Linked DNA regions of Homo sapiens: all the other regions are linked to region 1. A link is a loop called in an ENCODE intact Hi-C map of the cell type or tissue named here. Cell type or tissue: Caco-2. All regions are shown on one strand. Links, peaks and the distances in the headings refer to the core of each region. The heading gives the core; the rest is flanking DNA.

What was found. Peaks named below come from ENCODE experiments on the same cell type or tissue, not always from the same donor. Only the 100,000 strongest peaks of a DNase experiment are listed, where the experiment ranks them.
Region 2: a loop joins it to region 1, with 10 times the contacts of the local background. A loop is called at or near these places in 5 of 110 quality-filtered maps.
Region 3: it touches region 1 in a loop (4-fold over the local background); 18 of 110 quality-filtered maps call a loop at or near these places.

The regions. Positions count from the first base shown.
Region 1 is chrX:41,919,682-41,927,714 of GRCh38, reverse strand. It overlaps CASK (calcium/calmodulin dependent serine protein kinase), which reads left to right and starts at 4,161. Exons shown (of 27, transcript NM_001367721.1): 1 at 4,161-4,785. The coding sequence starts at 4,727. RefSeq lists silencers at 3,807-4,386, 4,657-4,706. In Caco-2, for the core only: no CTCF peak of the experiment used is centred there; DNase peaks (open chromatin) are centred at 3,174, 4,024 and 4,704; H3K4me3 peaks cover 3,813 bases.
Region 2 is chrX:42,092,478-42,100,510 of GRCh38, reverse strand. It overlaps the pseudogene ATP5MC2P4. Among named protein-coding and RNA genes, the nearest start is that of CASK, 170 kb to the right of the region's middle. In Caco-2, for the core only: no CTCF peak of the experiment used is centred there; a DNase peak (open chromatin) is centred at 4,050.
Region 3 is chrX:41,778,171-41,786,203 of GRCh38, reverse strand. The region is part of intron 3 of CASK (calcium/calmodulin dependent serine protein kinase); the gene reads left to right. Among named protein-coding and RNA genes, the nearest start is that of GPR82, 58 kb to the right of the region's middle. In Caco-2, for the core only: a CTCF peak has its summit at 4,512 (motif pointing left); no DNase peak of the experiment used is centred there.

The DNA.
Region 1 (8,033 bases), core at 1,355-6,354:
GTAACTCAGTCTACACATAAGACTCTAGTACCACTGAAATCTGTAATCTTTCAGTGAGTGAACTCTTTAAAATGGTAATTGATGCCTTTCAGTGTCTGGCCCCTGCCTATTTCTCTAACTCCCTCTGGCCTCTTTCTTCCTATAGGCTATGATCTAGCCGTGACCTACTTCTCCAAAACAGCATATTCTTCTTCTAAAAGAGCATATGCTTGCTCACCTCCAAGACTTCAGAAATGTTGTTTTCTCTACCGATAATCAACTGGCCCCTACTCCCTTCACCTGATTAATTTCTATAATTTCTATAGTCTTGTTCTAAACATTTTTTCAACTGGGCCTTCCCCAACCCATAAGTCCTCTCAATATGTGTTCCCCATACTTCCTAAATCCTAACAAACATCACTCTTCAATGTAATTACTTGCCGACAACTTGTTTTCTTTTAGAATGAAGTTCAGAGAGGGCGGGAACCATTTGCAGCTATAGCCCCCATGGCTAACACAGACATTCATTGAATAAATATAAAATAAATAACTTGCAAAATGATATCAGAGTATAAGTCTAATATATGTAGCTTTTTCTGGAGAGAGGAAGGGTGTCTTTCATTTTAGCTTAGAACATCCTGTTTATACCGTGAGGCAATAACTATTCCAGTTGAGAACAGTGTCATTCTTAATTTTATTCATTAATTCAGTAATAATTTATATCCTTAAACAATCATACTATGGAGTGAGGCTGAACTCTAAATTGCCTAAATTAGCCCCGTGCCACACTGACCTCTGTGTGTGGCCCTCATGCTAATATTTCTCTGGAGTGTGTTTTTCCCTTGTATGTCTGTGTCATGCTGAAATGATGTGGGAGCCCGACAACCTGAGAATGTCTAGTGCAGTTGTGAGGAAAGTCCAAGACCTCGAAGTCACTGAAAATTTGCACTGACATCTGAGAATCAAATTTGTTTAGCACCAACTCCATCCTTGTGGGGTTTTAGATGTTTCTGAATTTTTTAAGGCCTATCAATTATATACTAGAGGTATAGCTACATTATGATGAAGACGTAGAACTGTTTTATTGGTAATTTTCCTAGCATTAGAAATCGGCCGGGTACAGTGGCTCAAGCCTGTAATCCCAGCAGTTTGGGAGGCCGAGAAGGGCGGATCACTTGAGGTCAGGAGTTCAAGACCAGCCTGGCCAACATGGTGAAACCCCGCCTATACTAAAAATACAAAAATTAGCTGGGCATGGTGTCAGGTGCCTGTAATCCCAGCTACTTGGGAGGCTGAGGTGGAAGAATCGCTTGAACCCAGGAGGTGGAGGTTACAGTGAGCCAAGATCGTGCCACTGCACTCCAGCCTGCTACCAAAGCCCATTTTCCCCCTACTTCTCCCTTGTCTACCTCCCAAGAGGAGGCAGGAGAAGACAAATATCCGTGTCCCCAGCTTCCCTTGCAGGTAAGTGTTGCTGCCTGTGACTCTGTCCTGGCCCGTGAGATGAGAAAAAGATATTTTCTTTCCCTAATAGATGAGAGACGGAGCAGAAAGGCCTCTCCTGTCCTTACTGCCCTCCTGCTTCCTCCCTTTAATGTCTGAAATTGCAGCAGCCATCTCATAATGATGAGGCAACAAGCCTGAGGATGAGATGCTAACATTACAAGAATGGCAGAGTGGAACGAATAAACCTAGGTCACTGATGACGCACTTGAATAGCTGATCAATGTTAATAACCACACATCTCCTTGCTACATGGAAAAGAGCACCCCGCCCCCTTGCATTTGTTTAAACCACTGTTAGTTGAATATTCAGTTGCTAACATCTGAACACAATCTAATAGATGCACTTACTTTAACATTTTCTTTGTGGAAACGAAAACAGAACCAAATTATTGACACCTGACTCACTAATACATGGGCTTATTTGTTGGAACAGTATTGGATTTTTGGAAGACACCCAGAGAAAAATTAATTTAAAAGGTTTGCTTATTTTAGTCCCCGAAGCAGAGAGGATCTACTTCTAACCATCATACATGGTACAACTTCTGAGGGATGTGTATTGCAGAGAATTTCTATATGACTAAATATTACACTGGGAACTGGGAGATCTAAGTACAGATCAGGAGAAAAAGTCCTCAGCTTTGTGCTGATTGGCAGACCTCAAACCACTCAAAGCTTGTGACCAGGGAGTGCCAAGAGCTGATTAAATTAGGCTTATCGCTGTGGCAAGGGGGCTGCATGTGTTAGTTTAATTAATCAGAGCCCACCTCTCCAGTAAAGATGGTTACAATCTCACCTCAAGTCCAGAGCTGCTACCCCATGGTGGGGGAGAGGGGTGGGATGGCTTTTGGGAGAGCAACCACCACATTCTTCCATCTGTAAGTGAGGGAGTCTCTTTCCAGATCCAAACCAACTGTGATCCTATGAGCAGAGCACTTACTTATTTTTGCAATCGTCTGTCTCTCTTTTTTTCACCTGCACTTTCTTTTCTGTTTTACTTTATGATTGTCCTTTTCTACCTCTGAGCATAGGTCCCTGTAGAAGACAACAAACCCCAAAATGAAGTCGACAAGGCTTGGTATAGCTCAGTCTTGGGCTGGGGAAAAGAAGTGAAGCTGACAAGGTGACTTGAGAGGGTCCCTGTGCACTTCAGGGCAGAATGGAGTGACGCCTTATTCATTAGACATGAGCTGGACATGCCAACTTGTGGTGAGTAACTCTTGGACCCTTAAAGGAGGCAATGTTTCTCAAGTTCTGAAGCCCCCGTCTCTAGAGAATGCACAAGCTCTTTGAGAAAGGAGGAAAACCGTGTGCAATTACACTTGTCCTCTGATCTGCATTTAAAAAAAAAAAAAAGGTTTAGTACCCAAATCCTTAGCAGGCAAATCTCTCAGCCTTTTGAGGGAGTGGTCAAGGGTTTGCACGAAACGTTTCTGAAGAGAAAATAGGCTGTGAGTCTCCACATCACCCCCTCCACTTTGGTATTAATAAATACTTTTTTTAAAAAAAATACTGCACTGAGAAATTTACCAGACGATTTCTGGAAACTGACTTATGAACTAATTGGGCACTTTTGCTGTGCGGAGGAACAAAGACACTATTGGTCTTCAACTGAGGCATATACCTGTCTGATGGCGCTGGCTCATTCCGCACATGCTCAGTTGAACAGAAATCTTCATATTGAATGCAACCTAGCACAGCGGCAACACCCAGAACCTCACTCCCTGGCTGCTCCTGTGCCTGCACTCCCTCTAGTTGCATTCTGTTCCTGACAAGTCTAACATTTATAGGGAGTATAGAGAGCAGAGTAGGTCCTGGGAGTTTGAGGACAATATACAAATGAGCTTAAAGTCACGGTTTGTCCCTGCCTTCCTAGCTTCTCTCTAGGTTGGTCTCTAGTGAGGGTAGGCGCTGGATAGATATTTGTTGAGTTTGGGGCAGAACGTGGGAGAAGCTGTCTCTATAGATGACCGTTTGCTGTCGCACACCTTCCTAGGCAGTTTTTGTTTAGTCCTTTTCTTGGACGACCTCCCCTTACCCCCAGCCCTCATCTTCATTAAGGAATGACAGGGTAGCACTAAAAGCATCCGCTGCCAAGCACGGATTCAGTGACAACCTCTCTCCACCTCTCTTTTAGCTTTCTCATTCATTAGCACCCTTTCCCTGCCTCTTTTCCCAGCAAAAAACTGGGAAAGGCTCCCTGCGATTACAAAAGAAGGAAAGGGGAGCGGCCAGAGTTTCGTGCCTCTTGCCGGACAACGAGCGTGCAGCCGTGGACCTTTTGTCTCCAGCCCCTTTCGCGGCTTGGTCGCGGCTAGGCGCGGAGGCGACGACCCCAACCAGCCCCGCCTCGGCAGCTGCAGCCGGCGCGCCCCACTCAACCCCCCGCGCCCTCTAGAATCCCGGTGCCCGCCCGTTCGCCGTGACGCGGCCGGCGCCCCGCGCATGCGCCGCTCGGCCCGCTCCCCTTTCCCTGGGCCACCGCCTCCCGACCGGTTGGAGTGGGCGGAGCCTGTGGTTCTGGAAGCCGCGCCGCCGACGGGGGAGGAGGGCGTGTCTGCGCGAGGCGGGTGAGCGGGGCTGGCGAGCCGGTCGGCTGCTGAGGCGTAGGGGCGGAGCAGAAGGCGGCGGCCGCGGCTCCCGCCCGCACAGAGCGCCGGTCCCGCGAAGCCCCCTCCCACTCCCGGGCGGGCGGTGGCGGCTGCGGGAGGAGGAGAAAGAGGAGGGAGCGTCTCTGCCGCCGCCTCCTGGTCCCCAGCGCCGATCCGCCGCCGCCGCCACCTCCCTCCGCGGCGATCCTCGCTCCATGGTCCTGCCGCGGCCCCCTCTGTAGCCCGAGCTGCTCCGCGACGCGACGGAGCCGGCCTCGGACAGAGGGAGCGGTCGCGGCCTCGCGGCCCGCGCGGGCTGACGAGCGGAGAGCGCGACGCCGCGCGGTCCCCGAGGATCCGCACGCCGGGCAGCGCGGCCCGAGCAGCGCGAGAAGCAGCGGGCGGGCGGGCGGCGCCGGGCCCGGGCCGCCCTCGCTCCCGCGCCCCGGCCCCGCCGCCCGCGCCGGGGCGGTCGCCTGCAGAGGAAGGCGCCGCAGTCTCTGGGCCTCGCGGCCCCACTCGAGCGTCCTCGGCACCGAGGGCTCGCGGGTCCTGAGGGGAGGAGGCGATCCCGGGGCTGGGCACTGAGCTCTTGGGCGCCCCCACCCCCGTTTTCGAAGCCCTCCACGCTGCGGCCGCTATCCCCTCCGGACCATGGCCGACGACGACGTGCTGTTCGAGGATGTGTACGAGCTGTGCGAGGTGATCGGAAAGTGAGTCTCCACGCGAGGGAGCGGGAGTGTGGAAAAATGCATTTCAGTGATGCCCCGGTCTTCCCGCACCCGCTCGGGGCCTGCCCCCTGCCCTCCCTCCTTCCCCTCTTCCCCTCTCGTCCTTCTCATCCTGGAGTATTTATAGACGTGTACCTGGAGCTCCTGCCAGGCGGGGGCCTGGGGGTTCTCAGCGGTCCATTGAGGCCACCGAGCCGAGGTTGGCCACCCCGTAAGGCGTGGGGCCGGCTGCCTGCATTTTATCTGACGGTTGCACAGGGACGTGGCACAGCCGATTTTATAGTTGCTTCAGTTGGGGTTATTGTTACCTTGCATGTACCATAGACCATTTTTGAAACAGAGCAGCTTGCATTTCCTTTGCTTGTGTGGTGAGAGAGTCCAGGGTTTTAATTGTGGGGTGTGTGTCTATTGTGCGGGATATTAGACAGATGCCTTTGTGTACACCCCATGCTCGGATTGGAGGGGGTCATTTAAGACGGGGTGCTTTCAGTTTCAGCAAATTCCCTCCTGGTGTACACGAACGTGGAAAGAGTTGGGGGCATTCGAATTTTTAATGCCTTGTTATGCAATGACTGTTCAATCAGTGCTCGAGACTCCCCTCGACTGTTGTTGGGATGGTGGTTAGCGTGGTAGAGCCGTCTGCTTTGAGTCACCGGGCTGGTCTAGAATATAGAACTGACAGTCCAAATGCTCATCCTTTCATCTGTGTTGTATAATTACGCTGGGGAAAAGCAGGGAATCAGATTAATCACAGTGCTGATTGAGAATTAAATCTGCAGTTCCTCATCTAATTGTCCATTCCTTAAATCTATTTTGAATAGTTTCCTTTTCATTCTTGTCAAACAGTACTCCAAGTGCACAATCCTGCTAATTTGCTTGTGAAGGAAATGCTGGCAATCTGAAGTTGATTTCCTAACACAGCGTGTATTCTGCGGCTTTAGAAGTTGAGGAGATAAGATTTAAGAGCAAATTTTTGCTTAATAAGGATCGCTAGAGCTAACATTGAAATATCTTACCTCTTTTTTTTTTTTTTTTTTTTTTTGGAAGCGGTGCTTTATTGTCTATTTTAAGGTCCACAGTTGGGAAATGAAACCAAGACCTTAAAGCAGTTGGCCCTATCTCTTTTAAGTTGTCTGCAGTACTCAATTTCAATTTGAGTGCTAATTTGTTTCCTTTTCTTTCCATATTGAGGTATTACAGTGTTGCCTCACATGGTGAAATTGTGGGTAGAGCTTGCTACACACTTTACTCAGACCCAATTGATGTGAGGACATGTTACTCCTTGCCCTATTGTTACATGACCAGCCAGACTTAAAAGGAAAGTATCCAAATGTGTCCTGTTAAAGTGCTTGTGGAAGTGTTCTAGAACAGCACTGTCCAAAAGATATATTATGAGCCACATTTGTAATTTAAAATTTTCTAGTAGCCACATTTAATAAAAACATACAGGTGCAATTAATTTTAATAAAATATTTTATTTAACCCTGTAGATCCAAACTTAACATTTCAACATGTAATCAATATGAAAAAATATTAATGAAATATTTTACATCTTTTATGCTAAGTCTTTGAAATCCCAATGTGTATTTTACACTAATAGCACATCTCAATTCTGACACTAAGCTACATTTCTGATGAAAATCAGAAATACTTAATCTGTATTTAGGTTTCATAAAATTTGCGTTTGCAAAAGTATATTCACATACCCAAGTTGTTCCCAATATACATAAAAGTTTTCCAATAACCGAATCAAGTACCTTTTTCTAAATTTAAATTTTAATTAATTAAAATTAAATACAATTCAAAATTCAGTTTCCCAGTCGGACCAGCCACGTTTCAGGTGCCCAGTAGCCACATGTGAATAGCACAGTTCTAGAGAGAAAAATGCATCAAAAATCTCCTTGGTTTCCTCATTCTTAGGAGCACCCAGTGAAGATAAATTAGGTGTTTCCCAAAAGCCTCCAAATGACTGTATGTGTGGGTGAATGATGTTTGTTGCATCTTAGTTATAGCTGATGTAAATGAACTAACAAAGTCATAATTGGAAAATGTGAGATTAAAATGTTAATTATATTGTGAAGATGTAAAATAGCCATCTCTGAATCAGTTTTGGTAACTAGTTCTGATTCCTTAAAGTCTGGAAGGGTGATGATGTGATCTCTTTGGATATCAAAAAGAAATGGTCAGAATCACATTAACACAGTCCATATTCTGCTGATTTGTAATTGATAGAATATTTTTCAGGAAACACCCCTGGGAGAAAAAAATTCATCTTTTCTGACTGTTTCAGAGCTGCATAAAGAGGGGCAGCAAGCTAATTTTGAGGTGATAGGTACTCTATGGCTACCTTAACTACTATGAACTGTGAAATCTCATTCATATCCTACAAAATCTGACTTGGTCAGTGCCAATTATAAAATGCCATTATGTGAAATAATGAATTCAAGCTAGCCTTATTGTTAAAGAATGTAATAATAGTGTTCCTCAATCTGAGTAAAGGTTGAAGGTTTCTCTAGTAAATTGTCTTAGTATATATTGATCTGGAAATTGAAATTAGCTTGAGATTTTCTTGCAGGGACCTTGACAGCATACATTTTTAACTTATAATTTGTTCACCTCTGAATTTGAACAGAAAGCCCTTGAAGATATTCACATGTACTGAAAACCTTTTTATTGATTTCTATCCAAGTTCTATGGAATTTTGATTTTCTTTTTTACCAAATTAGTATCACAAGTTGTTTTTCACCACTAGATCTTAATAGGTTTTAATTTTTACTAAGGTACTTTAAAATAGATTTCACTTTTCAAGACTAATTGACTACCCACTCACTCCTCTACCTACGCAACCACCTACTCACTCACCCACTGTGTACTTGGCCTTACTTGATGGCATAAATGAAAGTTCTCGTTTAATTTAGACCCTTCAGTGTGTTTTTTTCCCCCTTGGTTGAGAAAGATAACTTACAGAGTTAATGAGGTTTTGAAATATAAGATCATTATTTGGAATATGTTTTCTTTCCAGTGGTTGCAGCCTTTACCCTTGTTAAAGCTGTCTTTGAGGGAACATGTGCCCAATTTGTTACAAATATTGGAAGGATGCCGTTTCCCTTTTTAAAAATTAAAACTCTTTTCCCTGTGTTTCTCATTTTTGAAAATCTTGCAGAAACTCCTTTGAGTGACTGTTGGTTCTATAACATTTTCTATGTAACTATCTTTTAAATGACTGAAAC
Region 2 (8,033 bases), core at 1,964-6,963, 170 kb before region 1:
TTTCCATACAAACTAGAATTTGCTTTGAACACAGAAAGAAAGCAATGACATTCTCCGAAACACGAATGACCAAGGAACTCTATCATATACTTTCTTACTCATATTACTCCTCCATGTTAACCAACCACTTCCACAGAAAATGATAACATAGAAGGAAAGGAAAAGGTTGCCCTGTCTTTGCAAACCTTTTCCTTTCCTTTCAACTCTTCCTTACTCATCAGTAAGCTGAAGGTAGAGAGTGTTGGTAGAATGTGTGTACATCAAGAAGTAGAATAAAAATGGTTCTTTTCTGCAGCATTCCCACTGTTCTGATAAGAATGAAACACATACACACATACAAACTACAAAAGACAAATCGCGTATTTGATTATTCCACATATGACTTAAATACTCTTATATTTGCATTTAAAACTGTCATTGCACAGTACAAAAATGAATGGTAAAATTCATTCTAATAATTTAAGATTTTAATTTTTCTTCACTTAGAACTACATTAAATCACAGATAGAAAACACCATGAAAGTCCAAAGAGAGAGACCATGGACGAAAGGGAAAAGCTTTATATTTTAAAGCTTTTTTCACTGCTTTTTTAAACAGCATTTTTTCACTGCTTTTTGAACAAAGGACCTTGCCTTTTCATTTTGCACTGGGCCCCACAAATCATATAGCTGACACTGGATGGACCTTTTGGTGAGAGCTAGAAATGCCAGATTTATCGAGCTTATATGTACATAAAATAACCTGTGTATTCCTTATGCTTTCGCTGCCAAAGAAAAATTGATACTCAGATATACTGCTTGTGTCTGCCATTTCTAACCACGTCTGCCTCTCCTCAAGTTACATCCACCTTCTCCCTAAACTTAACATTGGTCTAACCATAACGTTACCCTTCTTGTCATTGTACCCCAATCCACCAGTGCAAAAATTGGGTCAGAATAGAGGGGTGTACTGAACCAAGACGTTCCTGAACCAGGTTCTGGGTATTTACCCACTCTGTCTTTATACTCTTAGGTTTGAAATCCAGCTAAATAGGAATAGGAAAGAAAGTGTTGCCTCTCCTACTCTTCCCCGGAGAAGAAGGAGAAAGGAGGAGGAGGAGGCTGGACACTGAGCACCTCCTTACTCTAACAAGCTCTAGACCTGTACATTTCGTGTATATGTCTTTTAACCTAGAAGAGGAACAGTTTCCAGCAGCCCTTTGCTGGCATCCTATGGTGCCAGTGTAAATATTGGAAAGAGGAAATTGCCTTTAGCTTCTTCTTTTAAAAAAATTCTGGTACTGTCTTCTCTGCAGTGGGAGCAGCTCTCCTGCTACAGCCCCTCAGCCCCGGAAAACGTTCGCCTGCTCCAAGCTCGTCTCCTCTCCCTCATTGGTCAAGAGCACCTCACAGCTGCTGAGCCGTCAGCTATCTGCAGTGGTGCTGAAATGACCGGAGATACTGACAGATGAGAGCCTCAGCAGCTTGGCAGTCTCACGTCCCCTTACCTCACTTGTCTCTAGCCGCAGCTTCCAAACCAGCACCATTTCAAGGGACATCGACACAACAGCCAAGTTCACTGGAGCTGGGGCTGCCGCAGTTGGGGTGGCTGGCTCTGCGGCTCAGATTGGGACTGTGTTTGGGAGCCTCATCATTGGTTATGCCAGGAACCCTTCTCTGAAGCAACAGCTCTTCTCCTACGCCACTCTGGGCTTTGCCCTCTGAGACGCCATGGGGTGCTTTTGCCTGATGGTGGCCTTTCTCATCCTCTCTGCCATGTGAAGGAGCCATCTCCACCTCCCATAGTTCTTTCTCCCACGTGTGGTCAGCCCTGTGTGTTCCTTTTCCTATACCTCCTCAGGCAGCCTGGGGAACGTGGTTGGCTCAGGTTTTGACAGAGAAAAGACAAACAAATACTGTATTAATAAGAAAAAAAATTCTGGTAAAATATACATAACAAAATTTATCATTTTTACCATTTTAATTGTACAGTTCTGTAGCATTAAATACATTCACATGGTTGCACAACCATCACCACTATCCATCTTTCAGCTTCTTAATTGCAGCTGGAACCTACCAGTGGCTGTTCCTCTGAAATGCCCAGCTTAGACTGCACTTTCAAATTAAGGAAGGAAAAAGAAAAATAACAAAGCCTGAAAAAATAGTTTGTAAAAGTGACTGAATCCATGTCAGAAAGACAGCCAACAAGAAGAAAATGTCACCAACACGAATTTGAGAAAGTGAGAAATAAAAGGGACTTCTGAGAGTATAGAGTCCAACCATCCTCTTTTACATATTGTCAAGTCCTCAAAAAACCTGCCAGGAGAACCTGTTACAGTACCATGCAAAGCAGTTGAGGGGTATCCTGATCAGACTCACTGCGGTAAGGAAGAACACCATCTTGACAGTCTTAGTAGTGTCTCAGAAGGGGTAAGTTGGAAGTATCTTTATAGAGTTTTAGGGCCTGAGCTGGGTGATTTTAAGGTGAGTTTTACAAGGTGCAAAACTAGGACTGGGCCGAGTTTACGACATACTAGCTTTGGATTGGTGGGCACAGGAAAGACTTGAACGAGTCTTTATGAGTAAGCTGTTAGTCTTCATAGGTGAGTTATTTTAGTTAGTTAACAGTCTTATCTTCTAGGAACTATTATTTCCTAGAGCAAGTAGCTTAAGTTATTTTTGTTTGTTCTCAGTATTTTTTAACATGGGAACAGGAACATATGCCTGGTCTCAGTATTGTTAAACACAGGAACGGAATTTATGTTGATTTCAGCTTTCAACATAAGGAAACCAAGGCAGAGAGGAGTTAAATAACTAGCTCAGAAGTGAGCAGCTGGTAACAGAGCTAAAGTTTAACCTAGAGCCCCTGACTACAAGTCCAGGGCTTGCTCACCACCCGCTACCCCATTACACACACACACACACACCAAACTGCCGGAATTACTTTCTCTTAAAATGAAAAACTTACAATATAATCACATCGCAGAAAATTTGGAATAAAGGATAGCTCAAATCCCATCACCATATCAACTGTATTTCCTTCCAGTTTTTCTTCATAAATAGTGATTTTGTTTTTGTTTTGATTCTGTAGTGTTCATTTACTTTCTCTCTACAATTTTTGTTTCTCCAAAGCTTTCTTGAGCAAAATGTGTGCTTTTTCCTGGCTCCCCTTTGTGCTTCTCCACCATCAAGGAAGAGTCTCTGCTTTTGTTGAAAAAGTTCCAGGCATTTCCAAACAGGCTGGGGACCACTAAGATTCTGCTAGAACTATCTAGTCTGAAAGAGCAGTTTTAACAGGCATAGGCCCCACAAAATTGTTCTTCCCACTGGCTCAGCTTGAGGGGCTCAAGACTCTTCAGGCAACTGACCACTGATACTGAGGCAATGTCATTTGGTTCTCAGTCATACCCACACTTCATAATATAGTTGTCCATCCCTCCATATCCACAGGGGATTGGTTCCAGCACTCCAAGAGAATACCAAAATCTGTGGATGCTCAAGTCTTCTACATAAAATGGTGCAATATTTGCATATAACTTACACACATCCTCCCATATAGTTTGAATTATCTCTAGATTACTTATAACACTTAATACATTATAAATGCTATGTAAATAATTGTTATACTATATTTTATTTGGATTTTTTTTACTGTTGTATTGTTATTGTCAACTGAAGAACCACAAGGTTTATAAATTTGGAAAGGAGAGCTGTATTTCTCATAAAGGGTTGCAGCCTGCAGGCTGGCCATGCCACAGGCTGGGATGCGTAGCTTCCAGTAAAAGCTGAGAGCAAACACTTTGAGGGAGGGAAGGATAAGAAAGGAATTTGTGCTGGATGGGTTGTGTAAGTATACATATTTAATAAGCTGTAGGAGGATTTATGAATATTTATGAAAGAAGCATGCATATATCCAATCGAATTTCATGCCTCTTCATGGGTCACATGTACAAAAAATGGTGTGTTAGCATGATCAGAGGGTGGAGTTCTCAGCCTTCTGATGTCAAAAGGTGAAGCAGAGGACGTGAAAACCCTCACTGTACGTCATTTGTAGACCGGCCGGAACCACTCCATGATCGGTGGCCTCTTATCAGGAAGGAATGCTGGTCAGTTGCTGTGTTGAAACCACAAACGGGAAGGAAAATCTGGTCACTGCCCCAGATACTTGGCTAAGGATGATAAAGGAATGAGTCGTCCATTTCTGATTTTCCACCACTGATTTCTGCTTACTCTTTAGGAAAGAATTTGGGTTAAAAATTAATAAGAAAAAGGCCTATTGAGGCATGTCTTACCTCCTATCCTTTCATGGCCAGGAACTCCACTTTTCAGGTTTCTCTGGGATTCCCCTTAGCCAAGAGGAGGTCTGTTCAGTCAGTTGGGGGTCTTAGGATTTTATTTTTATTTCTCATTATTTTTTTCAAATACTTTTGATCTGCAGTAGGTTGAATCTGCTGATATGGAACCATCAGGTACAGAGGACCTACTGTACTCTTTTTCATTTCTGTGTGCTTTTGCCTTATCTTTCTCCACTCCCTTCTCCCTGCTCTTTGCAGAGGCCTTCCAAACCCTTCCACACATTTTATCTCACTTCTTTGGTGATTCTCAGTCCAGTAATCAGCAAGCCCTTTGCTAAAATTATGATCACATTCCACAATGGGAGCATGTAAATGATAATTTATTCACAATATTCTCATTTTCAGTAAAGGGGTTCCTGAAAGGTTATAAGACAAATCACTATTAACCTAATCATATTGTGAAAGGAAAATAAATCTTGGGGCCCCAAAATCACTATGCTAAAGGGAAAAGTTAAGCTGGGAACTGGGAAAAACCTGTCTCCCATTTTATTATAAATGCATATCTAATTGCCTCCTTTGGAGAGGCTAATCAGAAGCTCAAAAGAATGCAACCATTTGTCTCTTGTCTACCTATGGCCAGGAAGCTCCCTCCCCACTTCGAGTTGTCCCCCGTTTTCTTCGAGTTGTCCCGCCCTTCCAGACCGAACCAATGTTCATCTTACATATGTTGATTGATGTCTCATGTCTCTCTAAAATGTATAAAAAAAAATTGTGCTCTGACCACCTTGGACATGTCGTCAGGACCTGCTGAGGCTGTGTCACAGGTGCACGTCCTCAACCTTGACAAAATAAACTTTCTAAATTAACTGAGACCTATCTCAGATATTCGGGTTTCACATTTTGGTAACGATGGAGGGATTCCGGGTGGAGGTACCCCTGACCTTTGACAAATCTGCTATCAGTGCTTGGTACCAGCATGAGCTAACTTTATGGCTCAAACCAATAGGACAATTTGCTGAGGTCTGGGAGCACTTACTCCAGAAAATCCCTGATCTCCCAAAATTTGATTGAAATCAAAAGTTTATTTTGCTGTATAACCCCTTTTTTTTGGATTTTTACTTGCTTCCAACAAGAAAGGCAAGCTTTTCAGCTTCCATAATGATGGAAGGCAGGTAACTCCTTTATGGAGTTTGAGCTTGCTCCCGGCAGGGAGGACGAGTTTGAGGTTTTTTTCCTGCTTCTAGGATGGTAGAAAGCAGCCTTTAGCCTGAGACCCATCCCTAGGTAAGTAGCAGAATTGGGGTTTTGTCTTGGCTAAAGTTTAACAACCAGCTGGTCTTAATTTCCCCTTACCATTACAGCGCTCAGTGATCATATTGTTGGGGGTATTTTTATTGTTTGTTCCGGTCTTTCTCCCATCAGATTTGACTAACTCTACCTGACTTGGTCAAATCCGAGTGAGAATTCCAAATTATGAGTAACAAATCCTCTCTAATTTGGCTAAAACTCCTTGCAGCTGCAAAAGAGGGAAAAAAATGCACTTGGTTTCTGTATTTGCTTCCTGTCTTAAAAAACAACAAATGTTCTTTCGTTTACTTTTCTTCCACCCTATACCGCCTTCCCCGTTTGCCATCTGCAGTACCAAAAAATTTAGAGAAGGCTTCTAATGATTCGAACCCCTTTAAATGAATCAGAACAAATGCCCCACTCACCCCTTTGGGGGAGTTCTGCTTTCTTTGGAGTTTCAAGAGTCATGGGCAGATTCTTCTTAGGTCTAAAGTTCTGTTTTCCTGTATTGCATAACCCGACCTCTTTAGGGATACCAGAGATTACCTTGTACTGTGAGAGGATTTGAGTTTGGTGTGTGTAATAGCATACGAGAGCTACAAATTTAGGGGTGGCTGAGCACAGTTTACAGGAAGTGGTCTTGGCTGTTGTTTTTTTTCTTTTCTCCTAGGAAGTTGTTTAAGGATCTTAATTCTAGTTCGAAGATACATTCTAAAGGGTCTTCCCTATTGCTTTTTCTCCCCAAATTAATTTCATTTTGGCTTGTCTGTGTGCATTTGCATGAGGAACAGAACAGTTGTTTTCATCGGTAAATGAGAGACAGTTTTCTCAGCTCGGAAGAGAAAGGGCATTTTTCTCCTCCCAGCCAAAAGGTGCCCCTGGGTGACCAGGGACCTCATGGGAGTGTCTGGGGGGTTGACCCCCCTGTGACATGCAGCAGCCCTACAGGGAAATTCCCAACAAAAATTACTGTTTTAAAAAATAGCTCATCCAGGAAACGCATATAAGGGCTAATCAGCTGGCATTCTGAGCCCTCTCAGAGGTCACAGACCTCGGGAGAGAGAAACTGAAACACGTAAAAGGGTGGAAACGACTCAGTGGTGATACACTGTGTTGTCCTGCCCACAAGCAGCAGACACAGATCCACCACACAAAAACCCTAGGTCATATCTCAGCTTCTCCTTTTAAGACAAAGTAGATAACAAATAATCTAAGAATGAGGAGAAAACAAGGAGAATGACCCCCCCTTTTGAGCACTCCATAGGTTTTATAGATGTAAAATGGAAAGAATATGGTCTATGTGCACATTTGCATTAAGGAAAAAGAATCTTAAGGTTGACCTTAAAACTACAGAGTTCTCAAGTTCTCTTTCTTTCTACTTTCTTTTCTGCATGCTTTAAATCTGCTGGTTTTTTTTAATTAAGATAAAAACCACTGTTTGGATCCAACAGGTTTTTTTGCAAAGTGGTGAATTTGTATTTATCTCATGGCTAAAGTTCTGAAGTAGAAGCTATAGGATCTTTGTATGTGTGTGTATATGTGTGTATATATATTTAAAAGGCCTTTATAATTTCTATCATTTTTATAATTTTAGTTGGCAATTAAATCAGTTTTAATTTCCCTCTAGCACATCATACTTTTTCTCTCCGTACCTTATGATGTAAATTTTGCTATTTGATTTTCACCTGAGTTGTTTCCTTTAATTTGCAAATTTAAGGCTATTTAGCTGACAACTGCCTAGGCTTGTGAAACAGGTTATCATCAATTTGAAAGTCTAAGATAGGAGAAAAAAGGGTCTTTATGACCCTATAAGATGTACTTCTATTGACATGCCTAATACATCTATGTATTTATGTGTTGTATACACAGTGTTTCACTACTGAAAATATATAAAAGAGCTCTAATTAATTGGCTTAAGAATATAAAAGTGCTTGAATCAAATACTTTATCAGGAAAAAAAGAAAAGACTAGTCAAATGCTTTTTCATGTTTACGTAACAAGTAAAATCTTTAATAAATAAGCTAGCTTTAAAATTATTGCTAAAGTAATATTAGAAATGTCTTAAGAATTGCCAGTATACATTTTTGTTTGCATTTATTAATCAAGCAATTTCACACTTATTCCTGACAAATACTATAAGGTTTCAAAATTTGGCATAGGGTTATAAAACTATAAACCCAACCAAGACAGAATGATCTTTGCTTATGTAATTTTTAATAAATAAGACATTAATATAGGTTTCATGAAAATAGCTATATCTTGAATTTAGTAAGATAACCATAACTTCTAATCTTGTGATTTTAAGTGGTCTAGTCCATAGGCAGTAAGGTTTGTTTTGGCAAAGGACTATTGCTGTCTTTGTTTCAAAGCTAAACTATAAACTGAGTTCCTCCCAAAGTTAGTTTGGCCTATGCCCAGGAATGAAAAAGGACAGCTTGGAAGTTAGAAGCAAGATGGAGTGAGTTAGATCAGA
Region 3 (8,033 bases), core at 1,964-6,963, 140 kb after region 1:
CTTAGCAGGGTCCTCTGGCTCTGGGTCTCTCACAAGGTGATAATAAAGCTGTTGGCCAGAGCTGAAGTCATTTTGAGGCTCCACTACAATGTGGATCTGCTTCCAAGCTCACTCACATGATTGTTGGCAGTCTTACCTTCCTCACAGGCTACTGGACTGAGAGCCACAATTCCTTAAGAGCTGTTGGCCCAAGCCTCCCTTGGTTCCTTGTCCGTTGGGCCTCTCCATAGAGCAGCTTCCAGCATGGCAGCTGGCTTCATCAGAGCAAGCAAGAGGACAAGTGAGAGTATGAGCAAGACAGAAGTCACAGTCTCGTAACCTAATCTCCAAAATTACACACCATCACTTCTGCAGTTAGAAATGAGTCACTAGATCCAGCCTATACACAAGGGGGATGGGATTATACCAGGGCCTGAATATCAGGAGGTGAGGATCACTGGGAGGCATTTCACAAGTTGCCCCCTACAAAGGGCTAGCTAACATATTGGCTGTCTACATCAAAATTCAAAAATATTTTTACAAGTTTGTAGCAAAGGAGCTGAAACAAAGAAGGTGAAATTTAAGACCAGTTAATGTTAACTCCTTCATTCAAATATGAGTAAGTGCAAGATCAGTGTGAATTTAGTTGTGATTATGTGAAAAAAGATGTAAACATTTTAGTTGTTGTTTGCAACAGCTTAAAAAGCGCTGAATGGAAGGTTATGCTACATTAATTAGGAGTATATAGTATTCAGAACAAAGTCATACTCCTCCCGTTCACCCTGGACCATTCATAGTAAGCAGGACACTGGAATGTCTGCAGAATAGGATAACCAGAATGGAAAGGAGCCTGAAAATTGTGTCATAGAGACACAGCCTTCAAAATCTTTTCTGGCAAACCTGCTAAAAGAATTTTGAGGCCAGGCGTGGTGGCTCATGCCAATAATCCCAGCACCTTGGGAGGCCAAGGCAGGCGGATTGCTTGAGCTCAGGAGTTCAAGACCAGCGTGGGCAACATGGCGAAACCCTGTCTCTACAAAAAATACAAAAACTAGGTGGGCATGGTGGCACACGCCTGTAGTCCCAGTTACTTGGGAGGCTGAGGTTGGAGAATCACCTGAGCCTGGGAAGTCAAGGCTTTAGTGAGCCATGATTGCACCACTGTACTCTAGCCTGGGCAACAGAACAAGACCCTGCCTCAAAAAAAAAAAAAAAAAAAAAAGAATTTTGAAAAACGTATGTACCCCTTCACATATTTTTTAGGTTGATATATAAAAACTTTTATTGTGAGAATATAATTCTCAGTATCTTGAATATTCTTTTAAATATGTTTTGTTTGTTTGTTTTTTTGAACAGAGTCTCACTCTGTCACCCAGGCTGGAGTGCAGTGGCGCAATCTCGGCTCACTGCAACCTCCGCCCCCTGGGTTCAAGCAATTCTCCTGCCTCAGCCTCCCGAATAGCTGGGACTACAGGCACGTGCCACCATGCCCGGCTAATTTTTGTATTATTTAGTAGAGATAGGTTTCACCAAGTTGGCCAGGCTGGTCTCGAACTCCTGACCTTGTGATCTGCCCGCCTCGGCCTCCCAAAGTGCTGGGATTACAGGCATGAGCCACCACGCCCAGCCTTAAATATATTTTCTACACAACTGTAGAATTGCCTGTTTATCTCATTCACTGTATGGAAAATGTCTGCTATGTGACCTACATGGCAATGCTAGTCCTTATTGTCAAATCACTCAGCCAAATCAGACTCATTTTCTGTCAGGGAAAAAAAAAATCTGACTTCATTTTTCAAACAAAATTAAAGTGTTAAATGGACATCCCTGTGACACTCATCTTAGTATTGATTTTGAATTCTTAAACAGCTTACCATGAATATATTGCCTGGATAAAGTAAGGTGGAACCTCCCTTTTTTTCTCAAACTCTCTTTGTTTTGCTTTCAAAGGTCTCTCCCTCCCTCAGGGGCTGTGCATTTCCCAGCCATCTCTTTGAAGTTAGGCTTTTTGGGTTGGAGGAGTAGTTTGCCTTTTGGATGGGTAACTGGAGATGTGGAGATGGGTGATTGTAGTTGTGGAGATGTAAAAGAAAAACCGCAGACCACAGACTTGTTTACAAACAGACAAAATTATGGAAAATGAAGATATGGAAATTGATTGCCTTAAAAATATCCTAGTTCATGTGTCTCCTGGAAGGACTTTGGGTATTCCCAGAGATACCCAAATCCTAGGTTGAAGACCACTGGCCTAGAAGAGCTGTTGAAAAGACTGGGAGGCTTTGGTTATCCACGAATGTATTCGTTTCATTATTCTGCTGGAAGAGTCCCCAAAGCAGAAGCCCATAGATAGAACATAATCAATGTCCACAGTTATTTGAAAGATTGTCATATATAAGACTATATGCTTATTCAGTGTGGCATCAGAGGCTGTAACTAGAATCAACAAGTGGCAGACGTCACCTCTAACTAAAGAAGACCTTTTTGATGATTAAACTTACTCCATGAATGAAGCAGCCTGTCTCACAGACTATGTAGTTTCTCACTAGAAGCACTCAAGTTGAAGCTGGATCCTTCCAAGGGGCCTGAAGATAAGGTTTTAATTTTGGACTAGAGATGGCCTCTAACATCCCTTCTAATTTTAAGATATTGTAATTCTTTTGTTTTTTTTTTTTTTTTGAGACAGAGTCTTGCTCTGTTGTCCAGGCTGGCGTGCAGCGGCGCGATCTTGGCTCACTGCAACCTCCGTCTCCCAGGTTCAAGCGATTCTCCTCCCTCAGCCTCCCAGGCACAGGTCACCACGCCTGGCTAATTTTTGTATTTTTAGTAGAGACAGGGTTTCACCATGTTGGCCAGGCTGGTCTCGAACTCCTGACCTCAGGTGATCTGCTTGCCTCGGCCTCCCAAAGTGCTGGGATTACAGGCATGAGCCACTGTGCCCGGCCAAGATATTATAATTCTTTTAAAATTACTTATCTGGTTTAATTTTATTCTTTATTCAAGAAATATATTTCTGTCTGTATGTTTATTTTCTGAGAAAACTAAGAACAAGTTGGGTTTGTTTTTTGTTGTTGTTGTTTTTGTTTTTAACAGTCTCACTCTGTCGCCCAGGCTGGAGTGCAGTGGCGCCATCTTGGCTCACTTCAGCCTCCACCTCCTGGGTTCAAGCGATTCTTTGCCTCAGCTTCCCATGTAGCTGGGACTACAGGCGCATGCCACCACGCCTGGCTAATTTTTGTATTTTTTGAAGAGACGGTGTTTCATCATGTTGGCCAGGCTGGTCTCACACCCCTGGCCTCAAGTGATCAACCCTCCTCAGCCTCCCAAAGTTCTGGAATTACAGGTGTGAGCCACCACGCCCAGCCTCCTAAAAAGCAAGTTTTACATACTATATAAAGTAATGATCACAGAAAGCAAATTTTAAAAATTCACCTAAATTTCACCATGTATGCTAATTGTATCAAAGGGGACTTAGTGACAGTGTAGTAGAGAAAAAAGGATCTTTGGTTTCATAAAACCTGGGTTAACATCCCAGCTCTGTCACTTTTACTAATTATGTGAGGTTGGCCAAGTTTTATAAGTTCCCTGAGCCTCAGTTTGCTTACCTTCAGAATCTTCCTAAGATTATGAGAACTAGATGAGAAACTGTATGTGACTTCCCTTTGTAAGTGGTGAAGTGCTTTTTAACTATAAAGTATTATTTCCAGTGGCTTTAACAGGATAGTTTTAGTCCCTCATTGTTGAAGTAGTCTGTGTGGGATTTTATGTAACTAATTTTGTATGTTGTGATGGAAATAATTCATGGTTGGCTGTATATCGAGATGAGACCTGGTTAAATTGGATATTTTCCAGTGACCTGATCCCAGTGTTAACCCAAATCACTAGAACATGGCCTTATGTTTTCTTTTGTTTTGTTTTCTTTTTTAACAGTGTAATTGTGGAAAATTTCAAATGAAAAGAGAGAATAGTATAATAAACCCCAGCATACTGGTCACCAAGCTTCAATAGTTATCAAAACATTTTGCCATTCCTATTCTGTTCCTCCTGATGTCTTTTTCTCCCCTGGAGATTTCTAAAGCACTATAATTTCACCTATAAATACTCTTGTTTGTATTTCTAACAGATAAGGATTTTTTAAATGATCATATTATTATTATACCTAACAAAATCAACAATAATTCCTTAATATCATGTCATGATCAGTTGATACTCAGTTTTCCCTGATTGAACATGAATTTTAACTGACAGATTTCTGAATTTAGAATTGTTTTATTAGCTCTAGGGACCTGAAAGTAGATTATAAATTCAGTTAAAATAACTTAGTTATTTCTCAAAAGGGCCAGAAGCAAACTAGAAATAGAAAATTGTTCTTTTGTATCATTGTTTTGTAAATTCACCTCAACAATTGGCCTTGCACAGTTTTTTGCATCCTCCTTATCTCCTGGGTTTCAAACAAACCAAAAATATCGATTACTCTAAGATTTAAAGTCATGTGGAGCAAAAAACAAAGCCAATGCACTTGTGTATAGTTCCACCTACTGGCTAGGTGAGAGATTGCTTCTATAGCTGCTACGTAGACTAAGCTACTCCAGAATTGCCCTCATGTTTCTGGCAACAGATGTAATTACCCCTGGTATTTAGGGGCTCATTGCTCAGGTTATGGGTTATCTGGATCCTTTTTACAGTTTTTGTAACATGACACCCATACAGTGTAGACAATGAAAGGCAAAAAAATAAAATAAAATTAGGTCAGTTAGTTTTGTTGTTTGTTGGCTACTTAGAAGCAGCATTTATCATTTTGGTGGAGAAAAGGCTAGACAAAACAGCATATTTGGATCATGAGTGAGTTTCTTAATATGGTGTCCATATCTGTCTTTGCCACAGACTATGTATAACCAACACTCCTTTTTTTCTTCCTAAACTGAAGTCATGAAATTATATGGCCCGAGAATGTTGTTTATCATGTTAGAAAATCCTTAGAACTAGTTGATGGCTGGGCTCAGTGGCTTACGCCTATAATCCCAGCAGTTTGGGAGGCCAAGGCAGGAGGATCACCTAGGGGTTTGAGACCAGCCTGGGCAATAGAGTGAGACCTCATCTCTACGAAAAAATTTTAAAAATTAGCCAAGCATGGTGGCACACACCTGTAGTCCCAGCTACTTGGGAGGCTGAGGTGGGAGAATTACTTGAGCCACAGAGGCAGAAATTGCAGTGAACCAAGATCATGCCACTGTACTCCAGTGTGGGCAACAAAGTGAGACCCTGTCTCAAAAATAATAAGCCGGACTTGGTGGCTTACACCTGTAATCCCAGCAGTTTGGGAGGCTAAGGTAGGTGGATCACTTGAGGTCAGGAGTTTGAGACCAGCCTGGCCAACATGGCAAAACCCCGTCTCTACTAAAAATACAAAAATTAGCCGGGTGTGGTGGCACACACCTGTAATCCCAGCTACTCGGGAGGCTGAGGCAGGAGAATCACTTGAACCCAGAAAGCAGAGGTTGCAGTGAGCCAAGATAGCACCACTGCACTCCAGCCTGGGTTACAGAGCAAGACTCTGTCTCTAAAAATAAAATAATAATAATAATAATAGTTGATATCTACTTAATCACAAATGGTTTATAAGTTTAAAGCATGCTTAAAAACAGAGACTCACAAAACCAGAATTTTAGATATGGAAAAGATTAGATTAGTAAATTTCAAATTTTAGGTTAGAAAATCCGGTATAAAACTTGTTAAACAAGCAGGTACCCAGGTCCCACCTCTAGACATTCACTTTTGCAGATGTGAGTTCTGACCGGGCAGGTCAAGAGATGATTGACCTTTAAAATGGGGGTAATACAACATAAAGGCTATATCATCATTGTCCCAACACACACAGTAGTTTTGTAGACATCTGCATATATTTGCACATCCATTACTTTGGGATTACACTTAAATTTGAACCTGTCTGTAGCAATTTGCTGAAACATATTTTAAATACAGGTTCAGTTTTGAAGACAGGCTGAGTTGGGTTATCCCCACAAGTTAAATATTTATTTCTAAGTGACACATTTGGGCTTGTCTTTAGTAGTATCTGGTACTTGAGTTAAGCTGTAAATCCTAAATTGGCTGGCCAAGGAATTTTAATTACCTTATTACAGAGCGATTACATATACCACGGGGAGACTTTTACAATAATTAAATATTGATTTAAAACACATCCGACATGATGTGTATCTTTTAAAATAATTTTTTTGTATCTTTTAAATTTTTTATCTTTAATATTTTTACCTTTTATATCTTTAATTTTTTTGTATATTTTAAAATAATATTAGCAGTTTGTGTTTTTGTAGCTCACAAAGGCGATAAACTGAAAGCTCTTTTTTTATTATTATTTTTTTTTGGTCTAGTATTTATGCCTGGGGAAGGGAGTGTTTGTGAAATTTATTTATACTGATAGAGTGGAACTGATTACTACTTACCAGCAAACTTGCTGCTTAAGGGAAAATATGTTTGTCTCATACCAAGCAATAAATATCTGTACTGTAGCATTTTAATCTATTTGAAGATTTGCTCATATTTTCATAGCTAGTCTTATATAATCTATTTTGATTTTTTCTTTTTATGTGTGATGATATAAATTGCTATTTGTTCTTTCAGCAAAGTAAACATCTCTTTTGACTCACAGTATCAAAATGTTTAGTTGATTTTAGTTTTGCAAACTGTGTGTCAGGGATCCCCAAGACCACCCCCAGGCTTGATGATTCACTAAGAAAACTCAAAGGACTCAGCATATAGTCATATTCACAGCTATGATTTATTATAGCTAAAGGATATAAAGAGAAATCAGCAAAAGGAAAAGATACATTAGCTGAAGTCCAGGGGAAACCAGGCACAAGCTTTCAAGGGTCTCCCCAGCAATGAGTTGTGACAACACATGTGAAATGGTGCCAACCAGGGAAGCTTATTAGAGACTCTGCCCTGGGTTTTTATTGGGGGCTGGTCACATAGGCATCTTCCACTTGGCACTTAACCAAATTCCAGACTCCCAGAAAGAAAGCAGGTGTTCAGCCTAAATCACATTGTTAGCACAAACAGTTTAGACACAGTGAGTCAGTCTTTTCAGTCAGGAATGTAGAGGACCGTCCTGAAATCCAAGTTCCCAGATAAACCTCTCAAGGGCCAACCTTAGTAGGCCTTTCAAGCCTTTTATGAGATAGTAGTTTAGGCCTGCTATATTAACTCTTCTGCACAAACTAAAATAGAGATAAATAGAAGAAGGGTTTTAAAAGAGTTGATATAAACTCCTGGATCTGCAAACAAAATATAATTGACTGTAAAGATAATGACAGGGTTTGGAGTTTGGGGTTTTTTTTTTTTTCTTTTTAACTGTAAATACAGTATCATTTTTATATCTGTTAAAAAACATTTAGGTGGTCAGATTTTTGTATAAAACAAATCCTGGATTGGGATGTTACAGTATAGAACAGATTTTAAACTTTGAATGCTATATGAGAAAATAAACTATTCAGATGCTACTGTCTTAGAAATACATTTGAAATTGTCACTCCGATAACTTTTCGTCTATGACAACTAATCTTCAAGCCACTAAAATAATTTTGAATAAATTTGTGTACATATAAAATCTGAAGAAAATTCAGTTAATTTTCTGTTATTTAAAAGAAGTATAGTTTGTTCATTTAAAAATAAAAGTTATTGGCCAGGCACGGTGGCTCACACCTGTAATCCCAGCACTTTGGGAGGCCAAGGCGGGCGGATCACTTGAGGTCAGAAGTTTGAGACTAACCTGGCCAACATGGTGAAACCCTATCACTACTAAAAATACAAAAATTAGCCAGGCGTGGTGGCGGGCGCCTGTAATCCTAGCTACTCGGGAGGCTGAGGCAGGAGAATCACTTGAACCTGGGAGGCAGAGGTTGCAGTGAGCCGAGATCACACCACTGCACTCCAGCCTGGGCAACAAGAGCGAGACTCAGTCTTGAAAAAAAAAAAAATTCTTAGTGTACAACCTTTGCCATATACATAACTTGTAAAAATTTAGAAATTACAGAAAATTT